Linked DNA regions of Homo sapiens: region 1 is linked to region 2. Evidence: read pairs that join two places in POLR2A ChIA-PET (ENCODE). Cell type or tissue: IMR-90. All regions are shown on one strand. Each heading gives the region's core, and the rest is flanking DNA. Links, peaks and the distances in the headings are about the cores only.

Region 1 (8,335 bases), core at 64-8,063, 670 kb before region 2:
TGGTTTTCACCAAGACAAACCCCTCTCTCTTTATCACACACTGAAAATCTCTTTAAAAGACTCAATAAACGGAGTAATAGAATCAAGGGTGAATTGTCTTCTCCCCTCCAGTGTAGGTGGACAGAATAAATTCTCTGCATCCCCAGGAGCTCCAGGCCTGGGATGTGGTCCATGAGAAGTAAGTAAGGTGGGTGCTCTTACATACCTATTGTTTTCAACATCTTTTTCAACTGGGAGAATCTTTTTTTTTTTGAGACAGAGTCTCACTTTGTTGTCAGGCTGGAGTGCAGTGGCACAATCTCGGCTCACTGCACACTCCGCCTCCCAGGTTCAAGTGATTCTTCTGCCTCAACCTCCCAAGTAGCTGGGACTAAGAGGCGCATGCCACCACCCAGCTAATTTGTTGTATTTTAAGTAGAGACAGCGTTTTACCATGTCGGCCAGGATGGTCTCAATCTCTTGACCTTGTGATCTACCCGCCTCGGCCTCCCAAAGTGCTGGGATTACAGGTGTGAGCCACCATGCCCGGCCTCAACTGGGAGAATCTTTTCATGATAACTGAGGTTCACAGAACACTTTCTGGGTGCTTGCTTGAATTCACAGATAAGACAATGAATGGCTCAGAAGGGTTGGAGGCCAGCCCAAGGTCACATAAGCAGGAAGGGGGCTAGATGTGAATCCAACTCCCCTGGACCCTGGGGCAGGACCCATGCTCTTGCATTACAGTGAAGTTCCAACTCTGTGCCTCCTTCCTTCCTCTTTGGAACTAAACCCCTGGGAGTCCCTGGCCTTTTGGATTCTGAAGCTTCTAAGGAAGGGATTTTGCCAGAGGTGCCCTGGCCTGGCACTTGTTGGTACCCTCAATTGCAAACTGAGTCCAGAAGCCTGGCAGCCAGAGTGTCTGTCCAGATAGGCATCTGGGCAGTGCCCACAGATGGCCCCAGTGTGATGGGCAATGCGTTAGGCATACTTTCCTTGCTGACTGATGTCATGAGCTCATTAGAGCAACGGGGTTTATAGTACAAGGCAACTATCCAGACAATAAATTAAGCTGCACAATTTAGCACTTAATTATCCTCTCTCTCATCTACTTCACTCTTGTTCCCGGGTGTCTGTCTGGGCCCTCCAGCTAGATGGTAAGATCTTCCCTCTGCCTCACGCCCCACAGTCAATCCATCATGCAGCCCCGTTGGGGCCATCTCGGGAACATCTCTCAAATACTTTCCCTTTTCCACATCCCCACAGCCTTGACCGCAGCCAGCTCTCACTCTCTCTCCCCACTGGATTATTGCCACCCTGGTCTCTCCCGCTTCAATTCCCCTCTCTGCTCCGCCCAAGTTACACAAGCATGGCTTCCCTTGGTCTGAAATCCAAAGTCCCAAAGGTCTTGGCATCCAAAGCCCTTCATGCCCAGGGTGTCTTGCCTGCCTTACCAGCCTCCTCTTCCCAAACCCCCATGTTGGCTGCCCTCCCGCGCAGAATACTAGCTTGAAGATCTTCCCTTATTAGGATCAAAGCCAGCCTCCAGGCTATTTCAATACACGAACTTCTGTATACTCAGTTTCCTCCACGTGGAATATCCCCCTCCCCACACTGACAGCCCTGCCACTCAATTTGCAAACTCATTCTCATCCCAGCAGCCTGCTCTGGAATCTCCTCCTTCAGGAAGTCTAGGGGTATTTACTTGGCAAGCCCTACAGCTGAATCTCTTCATTTCCCATCCCCTCAAAGCCCACCCCAGAGGACGCGCTTCCACAGGGATGCCCCAGATAATAAGATCAACAGGACTGTCTATCTGTGGAGGGCATGGATGGCTACAAAGCACTCTCCCACCCTTGCACTTTGGAGTCCTTATTGTTAAATCCTCAGAATCAAACCACCAAGGATCCCTTTTACAAATCCTTTTATAGATGAGGAAACTGAGGTTCAGATTACAGAGCCAGGTCCCCCTGCCCAACCCTGCCTACGTCTAAAGAGCAGGGACAGTGTTCTAGGGCTCAGGGAGAACAGGCAAGAGGACCCCATGGGGGCACCATGATGGGGGGACGACCATGGAGGACAGGGATGGGGGACAGTCTGAAGCAGGGCTGTCTTTTAATCCAAAGGAGGCTTGGCTGGTCAAATCACAGCACCTCCACCAGGCGTTCCCTTCTGCTCCTCCATTTTGCAGGTGGGTGAATGGAGGCTCAGAGAGAGGGAGGGAGGAGCAGAGGACAAGGTCACAGAGAAATAGGGACCAAGTTAGAGTCAGGTGTCCTGGCTCCCGGTCCAGCTGACCCAGTGGGCTGCAGGTCAGGGAAATCACGTGGTCGCTCCTTCTCTCTGTCCTCCCTTCCCCGAGGGCTTCCTCCATTTCCTGCGTGCCTCCTGGCAGCCAGGCCTCACCCTTGTTTTTAAAGACACAGAGGGCCCCTGTCTGATTTCCTCATTGTGCCTGGCACATAGTGGGTGCTGGGTAAACACTTTTTTTGAGTGGCTTAATTACTGAGTAAGTGAATGAGCACTGGAATTGTAAGATTCCCAGAAGGACCTAAAGCCCTTTATGGGCACAGGTCACAACCATCCTATGAGATCAGTGTCATCACACCCATCTTACAGATGAGGGCGCTGAGGCTCACGGAGGGAACAGAATTCAACCAAAGCTCTATGGTTAGAAAGCAGTTCTCAGCCATCCTAGGAAATAAAACATTACACATGCTATATATATTTTAAAGCAAGGATGTTTTCCTTCTGGTGTCGAAACAGGAAAAGCTCCCTGAGAAGCCCATTGTAAATATCATCGCTTCTTCTCAGGCCTCTGTCAGCTTATGTTATTTTATTTATCAACATTCAGTAGCGTGTGGATTCAAGAACACGTCCTCGAGTGGAACGCCAAAGAAGATGCCTGCTCTAGGGGCCAGAGCGCGCTCCGAGCAGGAAGCCCGGGGCGGGCCGTCATCCAGGCGCAGGGCTGGGTGGGCGTGGGCAGCCCTTCCCAGCGCCTCTGTCTGGGTGGAGCGGCAGGTTGGAGTTGCAGCGGCGTCTCCCTCATTTCCATAAGGGGGAGCCTGTGCGCAGGAGATCCCGTCCCAGCCCGCGCAGCCTCGCCATCCTGGGACCCGCTCCGTCAGGAGTGGCCATTCGGGTGGCACCAGCAGATGTCTACCCTCGAGGGGAGCCACAAGGTTCTGTGCAAACTCTGCCTTCCTCCGTTTATCCTCGTGTCCCCAAGGAAAATGAAGGGGACCACCCAAGGCCCCGTGTAGAAAGAACGTAGCTTTGGGGACAGACGGGACTGGGGCCCCCCTGGCTCCATCCAGGACTAGCTGCATGACCTTCAGCTGGTTACCTCCCCTAGTCCTCAGTTTATCTGTAAAACGGAGCAATACCAATTTTAGAAAGTAATGCAGAGCAGCGACAGACAGTGTCTGGGGCACAGTAAATTCTTTAAAATAAAAGAAATATTAATTACCCTGGTGATTGTTGTCTGGATTATTCATGCAAGTCCTAATTGCCACCCCAACCTTCACAGAAATTTCTGCTCATCCAGGTCCCTGGCTGAGCCTTCAGGGTGATTTACTCAGGGGCTGTGGCCTCCCTGGGCCCAGATGTAGACAAACCCAGCAGAAAGGCATTTTGAGCTTGTGGTTGCAAATATAAAACCAGGTGCTTCTCTTAACAGAAATGATGACAGAGCAAAAGTACCAAAGACTATTTGAGAGAGAGAGACAGAGAGCGCTCATAGCTGAATTCCTACCCAGATTCAGCAACCAGTTTCTCTTTTTTTTTTTACACATCCCCACCCCTAGTCCACACACGTGTTTTGGGACTGTAATATACCAGGTGCTGTTTTATTCCTGACGTGCTGTGGCCTTTGGTCTGAATCACTCCATCTCCTTTTGTTTGGTTCCTGCCAGAAAGCAAAGCACATATTTCACTGTCCCTTCCCCTGGGAGAACTTCTTTGCTGGCCTCCCTTTGCACACCTTCATGGAGCTGCGTTCGGGATAGAACGATGGCATGGCCACACAATCTGCTGCCCTTCGGCCACTTTCTTACACTTTTCTTTTTTTTCCCCAACATAGAAATAGCATATTCTCCCTGATTACTAAAGTAATACATGTGCATCATAAAACATTGGGCAGTTCAAAAGACGAAAGTCACCCAGAGATAACCACCGCTAACATTGTGTCTTATCCTATCAGACTTTCGTGTGTCTGGTGCACACACAAACCTAGTTACAACAAGGAAATCTTACAGGATATGCTGTCGTGTATTCCGATTTTCTTTGTCTGCCTATGTGGTTTTCTTGATCATTCTAAATGGCTCAGAATCATTTCATTGTACGGCAATGTACAATAAAATGTATATACACCAACATGGTGAAACCCTGGCTCTACTAAAAATGCAATATTTAGCTGGACATGGTGGTGTGCACCTGTAGTCCCAGCTACTTGGGAGGCTGAGGCACAAGAATCACTTGAACCGGAGAGGCAGAGGTTGCAGCGAGCCGAGATTGTGCCACTACACTCTAGCTTGGATGACACAGTGAGACCCCATCTCAAAATAAATAAATAAATAAAATATAATGTATACACAATAAAATGTATATGTAAAGTGACTGACAGCATAGTTCATTTAACCAAAATCTCGTATTTTTGGACATTTAGGTTGTTTCCTTTTTCTTTTCTGTTCTTTTTGTTTTTTAAGCCTTTAGTTTGGAAATAAATATAAATTCATAGGAAGCTGCAAAGATAATACAGACAATTCCTATGTACCCTTCATCTGGTTTTTCCCGATGGTGGCATCTTACATAACTCTAGTACAATGTCAAAGTCAGGATATTGACGTGAGTGCAGTCTGTGTGTATAGTTCTAGGTCATTTTATCCCATGTTGATGATCTGTGTAACCACCACCACAATCAAGACACAGAACTATTCCATCATCATCATGATTTCCCTCGGGATACCCTGGAGGATCACACCCGCTCATCTCTCCTCTTCTTCCTAACCACTGGCAATCGCCAGCCTGTTCTCTAGCTCTATACTCTTGTCATTTTGAGAAATATATTATATATATATATGTGTATATATATATATATAAAACGTTATGTATGTATGTATATTGATTTGATTTTTCGTGTGTGGCATGTGTGTAGGAGGTGAACGAGAGGAGAGTGGGAAGGGCAAAGTTTTCTCTGAATCATCCAAACTTGCCCAGCCTAGTGGCTGTTCAGCACTTGAAGTATGGCTACTTCAAATGGAGATGTGCTGTAAGTATAAAATGCACACTGGATTTGAAATCCTTAAAAAAATTAGAAAGAAAGAAAACTCATTTGTCATGTTTTGTATCGACTATACACTAAATTTATAATATGTGGATATATATTAAGTTAAGCAAAATATATAATAAAATTATTTTTACCAGTTTCTCTTTACTTTTCTAATGTAGCTACTGGAAAATTAAAACTTATGTATGTGGCTTGCACTTGCGGTTCACACTGTGTTTCAGTTGGGCAGCAAGGGCCCAAACCCTCCCTCCCACAGCCCTTTAGGATCCACGGTGGGCAGGGACAGTGTGGTGGCCAGAGCCAAGGCCTCAGCTCTCAGCCACCGCAAGACAGTCAGCTGGTCCCTGTGGTTCTGGTCTCAACAGCCAGTACACAACCACAGACCCCACAGTGTGGTGGAAAAGAGCTTGAGGTCAGAGAGACCTTGGTTTCAATCCTAGCTCCTTTAGAGTGTTCTTGGATTTGAACTTTTATCCCCTTCCATTTCCTTATTCCTAAAATGGGGGAACTCACCCCATAACATTTATGGAGACTTTTTTTTATTCAACCAATTGTTACTGAACCTACTACATGCTTTCGCAGCCTAGAAGGAGGCTCACGTGGCGCTCCAGCGCTCATTGGACCCTCTTTGCTGCCTCCAGAGACACTCTCTCGCCCAGGCAGGAGTGCAGTGGTGCAATCTCAGCTCACTGCAACCTCGGCCTCCGGGTTCAAGCAATTCTCCTGCCTCAGTCTCCTGAGTAGCTGGGATTACAGGCACCTGCCATCATGCCTGACTAATTTTTGTATTTTTGGTAGAGATGGGGTTTCATCATGTTGGTCAGGCAGGTCTCAAACTCCTGACCTCAAGTGATCTGGCCACCTCAGCCTCCCAAAGTGCCGGGATTACAGGTGTGAGCCACTGCACCAGGCCCTGCTCAGCACTTCTTATGAGCCCACTGGCTGCCTGTGCTGAGATTCACCTCCGCCATTCCTTTATGACTTTAGCTAAGCCAGTCCCTTCTCTGTTTCTCAATTTTCTCATCTATGGAATGGGGATGATAACATGACCCACCTCACAGGGTGGCTGTGAGGGTTAAATAAGATACATGGAAACATAATTCCTGGACTTTTGTAGGTGCGCAAACTGGTAGCCTCTGCTATTATTGTTATTATTAGTAGTAGTGTTATTTTCTTTGTTTTAGAATCCCAGTGATTTCAAGGGCACTCCCAGGAGAGACGACCTAGGAACACAGAGGAAAGATCTGGAAGGATTTGTCAGTCTGCATGTGATGAGATGAGACCTTGGGCCTTTGAGGAGTTTATGAAAAATTCTATTGTTCAAGTGACAAATATGTCCTGGACATCGTGTGGCTCGTGTCAAGAAGGGCCTCCTGCTCTTGGTCATGCTAAGAAGATGGGCTCTGTCTTCTCTAACTGAAAAGGGTTACTGCTGCTGGCTGCCAACCCAGGCTCCATCCTCCTGTTTCAGATGCTGTCGATGCCCCGCCCATTGCCTCACCTCCATCTGCAAACACCTGCAATTCTCTGCCTCAGGGATTTTTTCTATCTGTGGAAACTTGCTAGGTCTGAACTCAGGGCAACGTTAAAGTGCTGGTTAATGTACTGGAAGGAAGTATCCCTGAACTCAGGATAAACAGGGTGCTGTGGAGAAATACCTTAGCTTCCTGGCCCTAGTTCGGGTTACCTCCGAGGTGTGTTCCACATCATCTCCCAGGTTTCTCAGTGGCCTCAGCTGCAGTTACCCACAGTAGCAACTGGCCTGATGAAAGCTGTCTTTCCTCCTCTGTCCCACTTCCTCATTCTCCTGCTGGTGTTTCCAAATAAGGAAGTTCAAGTGTAAGTTCTGCTTCTAGAAGAACCCAACAAAGATACTCTTTTTCTTCTTTTTTGCATAAGTTATTCCCCCTACTACAGAGCCATATGCTTTGGAAGAGGTTGACCCTTCTCCAATTCCAGGCTATCCCTTGTACCTTGACAAATAATCACGTCAGGAATCATCAGATAACTTAAGTCTATCTAAGCAGAGGCAAGAGCATACCTGCTGCTAGACATAGTCTTCTCCCCTCTACCAGTGAGCTACTGGAAAAGGTACTTGGTCCTCTTCTGGACATTGCTATACTTGGATGTGATGCCTGGGACTTCTGGTGCCATCTTGTTTGGATTTTTGGAATGAAGCCATCATTGCAGATGACAGAGCAGAGAGATGGAGAAACTCTGATGACAGCATTGAACTATGGGTCCAACCCACCCTGAAGCCACTGTGCCTCTGAAACTCTTACATGAGATCATAAATTTTAAGGAAATTTAAAGCCACCCTTGAATTTGAGACCAGGTTTTTATTACTTGTGTCTTTCTACTAACAAAAGCATCTTAACTGCTACCCCATGTATCTTTTCAGTTTGTCTTCATACAGCTCAGAGAGCTTGCAATTATTATTGACATCCCGAATTTGCAGATGGGGGTTGGATACAGATGAAAGCCCTCTCTAGGTGTGGGAGGTCTCTTTGTGGGTCCATGCAATAACTAATCTCTTGAGAAACTGCAGGTATTATTACAAATGGAAGGTCAAGTTCATGGGTGCTGTGGCAATTTCCTTTATAAAGTAAAAAACCCTTCCACAAAGTGACAGTCCATTTTCTAGTTTAGAAGTGAAATAATTATTGAAGGTGCAGCATATGTACTGCTATTGTCCCTATTTCATAGCTGAGAACACTGAGGCTCAGAGAGGGCCAGTCACTTGCCCAAGGTCACACAGCTCAGTGGGTAGAACTGCCGGACCTTCAGCCCTGGGTCTGACCCCAGTGCTTTTACCTCCATTCCAACCGGCTCCCATGGCATCTGCCTTGGGCTTAAACAAAAGTTGTGAAAGTACTTTGTAGACAGTGAGGATGCTCACTTCTCAGTTACCTGGCTCTGCCCTCACCCTCAACCTAAATTTAGCAGGGGCCAGCAAGCAGACCTCAGTCCCCACCTCCACCCCAGTTTCTTTCCTTTCAGAGCCCAAATCCCTCATAGCTGTTTCCCAGAATGCTTGCTTCCTGTGTGTCCTCCCCCTATTAAAAA
Region 2 (8,335 bases), core at 250-8,249:
CCCACGGGCGTACGGCTTCAGGAGTCTCGAATCCCACGGGCGTACGGCTTCAGGAGTCTCGAATCCCACGGGCGTACGGCTTCAGGAGTCTCGAATCCCACGGGCGTACGGCTTCAGGAGTCTCGAATCCCACGGGCGTACGGCTTCAGGAGTCTCGAATCCCACGGGCGTACGGCTTCAGGAGTCTCGAATCCCACGGGCGTACGGCTTCAGGAGTCTCGAATCCCACGGGCGTACGGCTTCAGGAGTCTCGAATCCCACGGGCGTACGGCTTCAGGAGTCTCGAATCCCACGGGCGTACGGCTTCAGGAGTCTCGAATCCCACGGGTGTACGGCTTCAGGAGTCTTGAGGGGCTCCTTTGAGTTGAGAGTTGTGGATCCAAGTCTCAGAGCACTGAAGTTTTGTGGCAGAGAAGAACTTGTTATGGTCCCTTCCAATAGAGTTCAAGGACAGTCTTTCTCTGGTGTCATTTCCAAAGGACTCAATCGCTGAGTTTTGGACTCTGAGAAATCTAGTTGTCATCTGCTGGTGGGTCATGAAGGCCCCCCCTTTTTTTCTTTTTCTTTTTCTTTTTCTTTTTTTTTTTGAGACAGAGTCTCACTTGATCACCCAGGCTAGAGTGCAGTGGCGTGATCTTGACTCACTGCAACTTCTGCCACCCAGGTTCAAGCAATTCTCCTGCCTCAGCCTCCCAAGTAGCTGGGATTACAGGCGCCTGCCACCACACCTGGCTAATTTTTGTATTTTTAGTAGAGACGGGATTTCATCATCTTGGCCAGGCTGGTCTTGAACTCCTGACCTCGTGATCCGCCTGCCTCAGCCTCCCAAAGTGCTGGGATTATAGGTGTGAGCCACCGCGCCCGGCCTGCCTTTTTTTTTTTTTTTGTTAACCTAGTGAAAGTATGCTTTGGCATAATGCATTAAAGCCTTGCACTACTGAATCATAGCAGAGTTTATAAGAGTAGAAGATACATGAGGTTCTATTCTTAGGGGCATAGGCCTTCCAGTGACTGTTTCTTTTCTTTCTTTCTTTTTTTTTTGAGATGGAGTCTCGCTCTGTCGCCAGGACTGGAGTGCAGTGACACGATCCCGGCTCACTGCAACCTCCACCTCCCAGGTTCAAGCAATTCTCCTTCCTCAGCCTCCCGAGTAGCTGGGACTACAGGCGCGTGCCATGACACCCAGCTAATTTTTTATTTTTAATAGAGATGGGGTTGAAACCCCCATGTTGGCCAGGCTGGTCTCAAACTCCTGACCTCAGGTGTTCTGCCCTCCTCGGCCTCCCAAAGTGCTGGGATTACAGGCATGAGCCACCATGCCCGGCCCAGTGACTGTTTCATAAGGGGTCAAGTTACATTTTCCACTGAGAGGGGAATCTGATTGCCATCAAGGCCAATGGTAATACTGTTAGCCAAGGCAATCCAGTCAATTCACTTAACTTTGCCAGTTTCAGTTCCAAGATGCCATTTGTCCTTTCAACCTTTCCAGAAGACTAAAGGTGATAGCAACAATGGTAATGCCATTGTGTTTGTAACACTTTATTTTATTGCTTTATAACTTTCCGAGTAAAATTGGTATCTCTGTCAGTGGAGCTTTCTTTTCTCCAAGAATGCCCCATAAAGGAAACACATTTTTGAATAAACTTTTAGCTACTGTAATAGTATTGGCCTTCCTCCATGGAAAGCTTCTATTCAGCCAAAGAACATAGACTATTACAAGAACATACTTATATCCCATTGAAGGTGGCAATTGAATAAAATCCCTCTGAAAATGTTCAAATGGCCCATCAAGTAGCAGAAATGAAGCAAAACCTGAAGTTTTGTCTTTACAGAATTGTGGGTTTAACAAACCAAACATTGGTTACCACATCAATATTTTTTCTGTAATTTATATCATTTTTTTCTACTCCATGGTGAGCTATGGCAGGCATAACTTTTAATGATGGAAACTTTTGGCCGGGCGCAGTGGCTCACACCTATAATCGCTCCTTTGGGAGGCCTAGGCAGGCGGATCACCTGAGGTCAGGAGTTCGAGACCAGCCTGACCAACGTGGTGAAACCCCGTTTCTACTAAAAATACAAAAATTACAGGTGGCAGGCACCGTAATCCCAGCTACTTGGGAGGCTGAGGCAGGAGAATCTCTTGAACCCAGGAGGCAGAGGTTGCAGCAAGCTGAGATTGCACCCTTGCACTCCAGCCTGGGCAACAAGAGTGAAACTCCGTCTCAAAAAAAAAAAAACAAAAACAGGAAACTTTTTGAGATAGGGTCTCACTCTGTCACTCAGGCTGGAGTACAGTGGCATGATCTCAGCTCACTGCAGCTTCAACCTCCTGGGTTCAAGTGATCCTCCCACCTCAGCACCAAGTAGCTAGGACTACAGGCATGTACCACCAGATCCAGCTAATTTTTTTTTTTTTTTTTTTTGGTATTTTTTGTAGAGATAGGGTTTTTCCATGTTGCCCAGGCTGGTCTTGAGCTCCTGGACTCCAGCAATCTGCCTGTCTCAGCCTCCCAAAGTGCTGGAATTACAGGCGTGAGCCACCATGCCTGGCCTAATGATGGAAGATTTAAGGACTCAGGAATTACCAGGCAGCCATCCAGCCTCTTCGTGGGTCCAGGCTTCACATTGGATTTATACCCTCTTAAACACCAATCTTATTTCTTTAATTCAGGAAAGTACCAGAGTAAACAATCATTTGTGAGTTACAAAGATTAACCATTTGTGAATGGTTAAAGATCTGATTAAAGTTAATTACAATGTTAATACAATTCACAACAAAATTTGATTATTTCTCTTGCATGCAACATTTTAAAATAATAACTAAAATTATGAATGATAACATTCTACCAGGACTATTTGATTTCTATAAATATCATATAATTTCTAAAACACACATTAATAACACGTCCATACAAATATAATTCAAAGAAGGTTTACTATTACTTATCATTTGGCAATGCTTCCCATATAATTTAATATATTTAATAGGCTCAATTCATGTGATATCTCTCTTTTTATAAGGAAAGGTATCATTCTGAGATATTCCAAAGGCCCACCTGGAAAAATTCAAAGTTAATTCAAGGTCAAGAAAAAGACTTCATTTAGATTTTGATTTTGGGGGAGTTTGTCAAACATATCAAAGATTTAAAACATTTGATCAAAATAGGTTCACAGGTCACTGTGAACAATAGTCATTCATTTAACCAAAGTGACAATTAAAAGGCTTCAAAGGCAAATACAGAAAGTTACATAGCTGTAAAAAAAAAAAAAAAAACCTCAGCTCAAGTGTATAAAACATTTATACACTTAGCTTGGAGCTAAGGTTTTTTTTGACAACCATGTAACTTTCTGTATTTAGTCAACTTTCTGATCTCTCAGTTTTCTTAAGTGACCGAAAACCCAATAAAGACAACACAAGGCTGGTTGCAGTGACTCATGCCTGTAATCTCAACAGCCTGGGAAGCTGAAGTGGGAGGATCAGTTGAGGCCAGGAGTTCAAGACAAGCCTGGCGAGCATAGTGAGACCCATCTTTACAAAATAAAAAAGTAGCCAGGTGTGGCAGTGAGCACCTGTAGTTCTAACTACTTGGGAAGCTGAGGCATGGGGATGGCTTGAGCCCAGGAGTTCAAGGCTGCAATGAGCTATGATATGCCACTGTACTCCACCCTGGGCAACAGAGTGAGACCCTGTCTCTTAAAAAAAAAAAATTGAAGCACAGGAAAATTTCTTGGTAAGACACAGAATCTTTTTTTCCCCTAGGCCAATTACCTAAAAGGTAAAGAAAAATTGTTAACAATTTTCTGTTAAGATCAGAGGCCAATACTCTAAGAAAACCTTGTTGTTTTAACAGAGAAGGCCAAATTCTAGTTTTGCTATTAATGCTCAGTTTTTTAGGAAAAACATTCTAAATAATTCCCTACATCACACATAAAATTTATATCACAAGATTCATCTTCCACACACCTACAACCTTCTTATCCATTCAGGTTTTGCTCCTATACTTTTTCTCTTCTCATTTGGAACAACTAACCATTCTACTTCAGGAAAAAATTACTCTCTTTTATGCAGCCAAAAGACACATGAAAAAATGCTCATCATCACTGGCCATCAGAGAAATGCAAATCAAAACCACAATAAGATACCATCTCACACCAGTTAGAATGGCAATCATTAAAAAGTCAGGAAACAACAGGTGCTGGAGAGGATATGGAGAAATAGGAACACTTTTACACTGTTGGTGGGACTGTAAACTAGTTCAACCATTGTGGAAGTCAGTGTGGTGATTCCTCAGGGATCTAGAACTAGAAATACTATTTGACCCAGCCATCCCATTACTGGGTATATACCCAAAGGACTATAAATCATGCTGCTATAAAGACACATGCACACGTATGTTTATTGTGGCACTATTCACAGTAGCAAAGACTTGGAACCAACCCAAATGTCCAACAATGATAGACTGGATTAAGAAAATGTGGCACATAAACACCATGGAATACTATGCAGCCATAAAAAAATGATGAGTTCATGTCCTTTGTAGGGACATGGATGAAATTGGAAATCATCATTCTCAGTAAACTATCGCAGGGACAAAAAACCAAACACCGCATGTTCTCACTCATAGATGGGAATTGAACAATGAGAACACATGGACACAGGAAGGGGAACATCACACTCTCAGGCTGGTCTCAAATTCCTGACCTGAAGTGATCTGCCCTCCTCAGACTCGCAAAACGCTGGGATTACAGGTGTGAGCCACCGCGCCTGGCCTCTTTTTTTTTTTTTTTTTTTTTTTTTGAGACATAGTCTCATTCTGTCGCCCAGGTTAGAGTGTAGTGGTGCGATCTCTAGGAACCTCTGCCTCCTGGGTTCAGGTTCAAGTGATTTTCATGCCTCAGCCTCCCAAGTAGCTGGGATTACAGTGCATGCCACCATGCCCTGCTTAATTCTCATATTTTTAGTAGAGATGGGGTTTTGTCATTTTGGCCAGGTTGGTCTCAAACTCCTGTCCTTAAGTGATCCAGCCGCCTCAGCCTCCCAAAGTGCTGGGATTACAGGCATGAGCCACAGCACCCGCACATAATATATTTTATAGTAAACTGGTATATGTAAATAAAGCTTATCGCTGAGTTCTGTGAGCTGTTCCAGCAAATTATCAAACCTGAGGAGAGGGGTTGTGGGAACTCCAATTTTATTTTATTTTTTTTGAGACAGAGTCTTGCTCTGTGGCCCAGGCTGGAGTGCAGTGGTGTGATCTCGGCTCACTGCAACCTCCGCCTCCTGGGTTCAAGTGATTCCCATGCCTCAGCCTCCCACACAGCTGGGATTACAAGCGTGCACCACTACACCCGCTAATTTTTGCATTTTTAGTAGAGCTGGGGTTTCGCCACGTTTGCCAGGCTGATCTCAAACTTCTGCCCTCAAGGGATCAGCCTGCCTCAGCCTCCCAAAGAGCTGGGATCACAGATGTGAGCCATCACACTCTGCCAATGGAGGTTTACTTTGGATCCCACTTCCGATGCCAATCTGTTAAAAGAAAAACTTCAAAGTAAATTTAGCAGAGTTTATTTGAGCAAAAAACAATTCACAAATGAGGCAATCCTCAAAACCAAAACAGGTTCAGAGAGCTCTAGCCTGCAATATGGTCAGGCAGCGTTTATGGACAGAAAATGGAGGTACAGAGACAGCTCTATTGATTACAGCTGGGCATTTGCCTTATTTGAACATGGTCTCCTCAGCTGGGGGCTGCGACTGACTGAAGCTGGGCTGCTATGATTGGCTGAGACTCAGATATTAGCTCCAAAAGTATACTCCTAAGTTAGGCTTTTAGTTAATTTATGTACTAAGTTAGGTTGCAGTTTGTTCCATAAGGACTCAAGTATGGAGGCATCCTTAGGCCAAATTTAGTTTAACAGATGTATAAAACACCCATGTCAATAAAAATTAAACAATGAGTTGGGTTTAAATTAATTACATTTCCAATTCAAGTTATAAAAAACAAAAGAAAACACAAGGAAGAAAAGAATAAAGACAAAACTAAAAAGCAATAAAGCCAAGAACTGAAAAACAGCAGATCAAAATAAAACAAAATACGGATTCTTTGAATAAAGTCAGAAAATAGTCAAGCCATGATCTAATTTAATTAAAAAATACGTGGGGAGGAGTAAGCACAAATATGCAGAATAAGAAATGGCAAGGGAAAGAGACTATTACTACAGAGGAAGCCAGACAGTCATAAAAGACTCCTGTGCACACATACCTCTTAGCCCATTTAGGCTGCTATAACAAAATACCGTAAACTGGGTAGCTTACAAACAACAGAATTTATTTCACACAGTTCTGAAGGCTGGGAGCCTAAGATCAAGGCAAGCAGATTTGGTATCTGGTGAAAGACCTGTTTTCTGATTCATAGATGGTGGCTTCTACCTGTGCCCTCACATGGTGGAAGAGGTGACAGAGCTCCTTTGAGCTGACTTTCTAAGGGCACTAATCCCTGTGAATATTGTCAGAATCAAAATGAGTCACTTGTGTTAAAAAAAAAAAAAAATCCCGAAATGCAGAGCCGGGAAGGCCATGAAGGCCTGACAACAAAAGCTATCACAAAAGACTGCAAAACCCATGACCGTGCACAAAGGCACAACCTTACACAAAATAATTCTTCTGCGAGGACATCTGCCCAGCAACTGCCTGTCCAAACTTGGACTGACGCCACCCTTGTTATTGATCCTTTTAGCCAAAGATAATTATCTCAAAAGAATTATGTAATCCCTCTCATTTTTTCTTTAAAAACTTTTGTCTTCCTTTACCTCCCTCAATATGCATGTAGTTTACTATTGTGGGTATATTCCCATTGCAACACCCATTTCCAAATATGATTTAGAGAGTCTCCCTCTCTGTTTGTTATTTAGGATGACATAACATTCATGGGGCTCCACCCTCATGACTTAATCATTTCCCAAGCTCCACTTCTTAATACCATCACCTCAGGGGTTAGAATTTCAACATAAGAATTTGGGGAGGGACACAAATATTCAGACCATACCACACACCTCTATGCAAAGAAATTTGAAAACCTAATGAAATGGATAATATCTCAGTAAAATATAGTTGAACAAAATCGACCTCACTGAAAAGTTAAATCAATTTCAAGGAATAAATATGGCATGCTATCAAGGAACTAACTCACATCAGCACCAAGCTCAGATGGTTTCACAAGAGGATTTTATAAAAATGGTTAACAAATAAATAGGGCTATTACTACATAAATTATTCCAGAGAAGAGAAAATGAAGGTGATTTTTTTTTGTATCCTTGACCAAATGAAGGGAAATTTCTAAATTCTATGAAGCAGGTTGACATTGATATCCTAAGCTGATAAAGAGAGCAGACACAGTATCATTTTTTAAAATGCTAAATATTGGCTGGGTGCAGTGGCTCATGCCTGTAATCCCAATACGTTGGGAGGCCGAGGTGGGTGGATCACCTGAGGTCAGGAATTTGAGGCCAGCCTGACCAACATGGTGAAACTCCACCTCTACTAAAAATACAAAATTAGCCAGACATGGCAGGGCATGCCTGTAATCCCAGCTACTTGGGAGGCTGAGGGAGGAGAATCCCTTGAACCCGGAAGGCAGAGTTTGCAGTGAGCTGAGGTTGTGCCATTGCATTCCAGCCTGGGCAACAAGAGAAAAACTCTGTCTCAAAAAAAAAAAAAAAAAAAAAAAAAGCTAAATATCACCTCCTTTGAGAATAAAAATAAATAATGTTAAATAAAATGTTAGCAAACAGATTCAAATACCACATTAAGAAAATGATAAACCATGACCAAGTGGAGTTAATAATGAAAATGTGAGATGAGTCCAATATTGCAAAATCTTTTTTTTTTTTTTTTCCCAGAGTTTTGCTGTTGTTGCCCAGGCTGGAGTGCAATGGCACAATCTCAGCTCACCGCAACCTCCGCTTTCTGGGTTCAAGTGATTCTCCTTCCTCAGTATGAGCCACCACCCTGGCTAATTTTGTATTTTTAGTAGAGATGGGGTTTCTCCATGTTGGTCATGCTGGTCTTGAACTCCTGACCTCAGGTGATCTGCCCGCCTCAGCCTCCCAAAGTGCTGGGATTACAGGCATGAGCCACCATGCCCAGCAGCAAAATCTTTTAATATAATTAAACATATTTGTAGATCTAAGAAGAAAAATCATATGATCATTCCCATATGTACTTAAAAAGCTTTGACAAAACTGGCCAGGTGCGTTGGCTCACACCTGTAATCCCAGCACTTTGGGAGGCTGAGGCTAGCAGATCACTTGAGGCTAGGAGTTCAAGACCAGCCTG

Evidence for each region. Peaks named below come from ENCODE experiments on the same cell type or tissue, not always from the same donor. Only the 100,000 strongest peaks of a DNase experiment are listed, where the experiment ranks them.
Region 1: POLR2A ChIA-PET joins it to region 2 with 10 read pairs; 2 of 35 experiments call an interaction of 5 or more read pairs at or near these places.

What each region holds. Positions count from the first base shown.
Region 1 is chr5:171,627,214-171,635,548 of GRCh38, forward strand. No RefSeq gene overlaps it. Among named protein-coding and RNA genes, the nearest start is that of SMIM23, 150 kb to the right of the region's middle. In IMR-90, for the core only: a CTCF peak has its summit at 3,044; no DNase peak of the experiment used is centred there; H3K27me3 peaks cover 3,557 bases.
Region 2 is chr5:172,296,791-172,305,125 of GRCh38, forward strand. LOC100288254 (a long non-coding RNA gene) reads left to right here. Exons shown (of 2, transcript NR_130933.1): 2 at 1-1,586. Among named protein-coding and RNA genes, the nearest start is that of UBTD2, 17 kb to the left of the region's middle. In IMR-90, for the core only: no CTCF peak of the experiment used is centred there; a DNase peak (open chromatin) is centred at 3,441.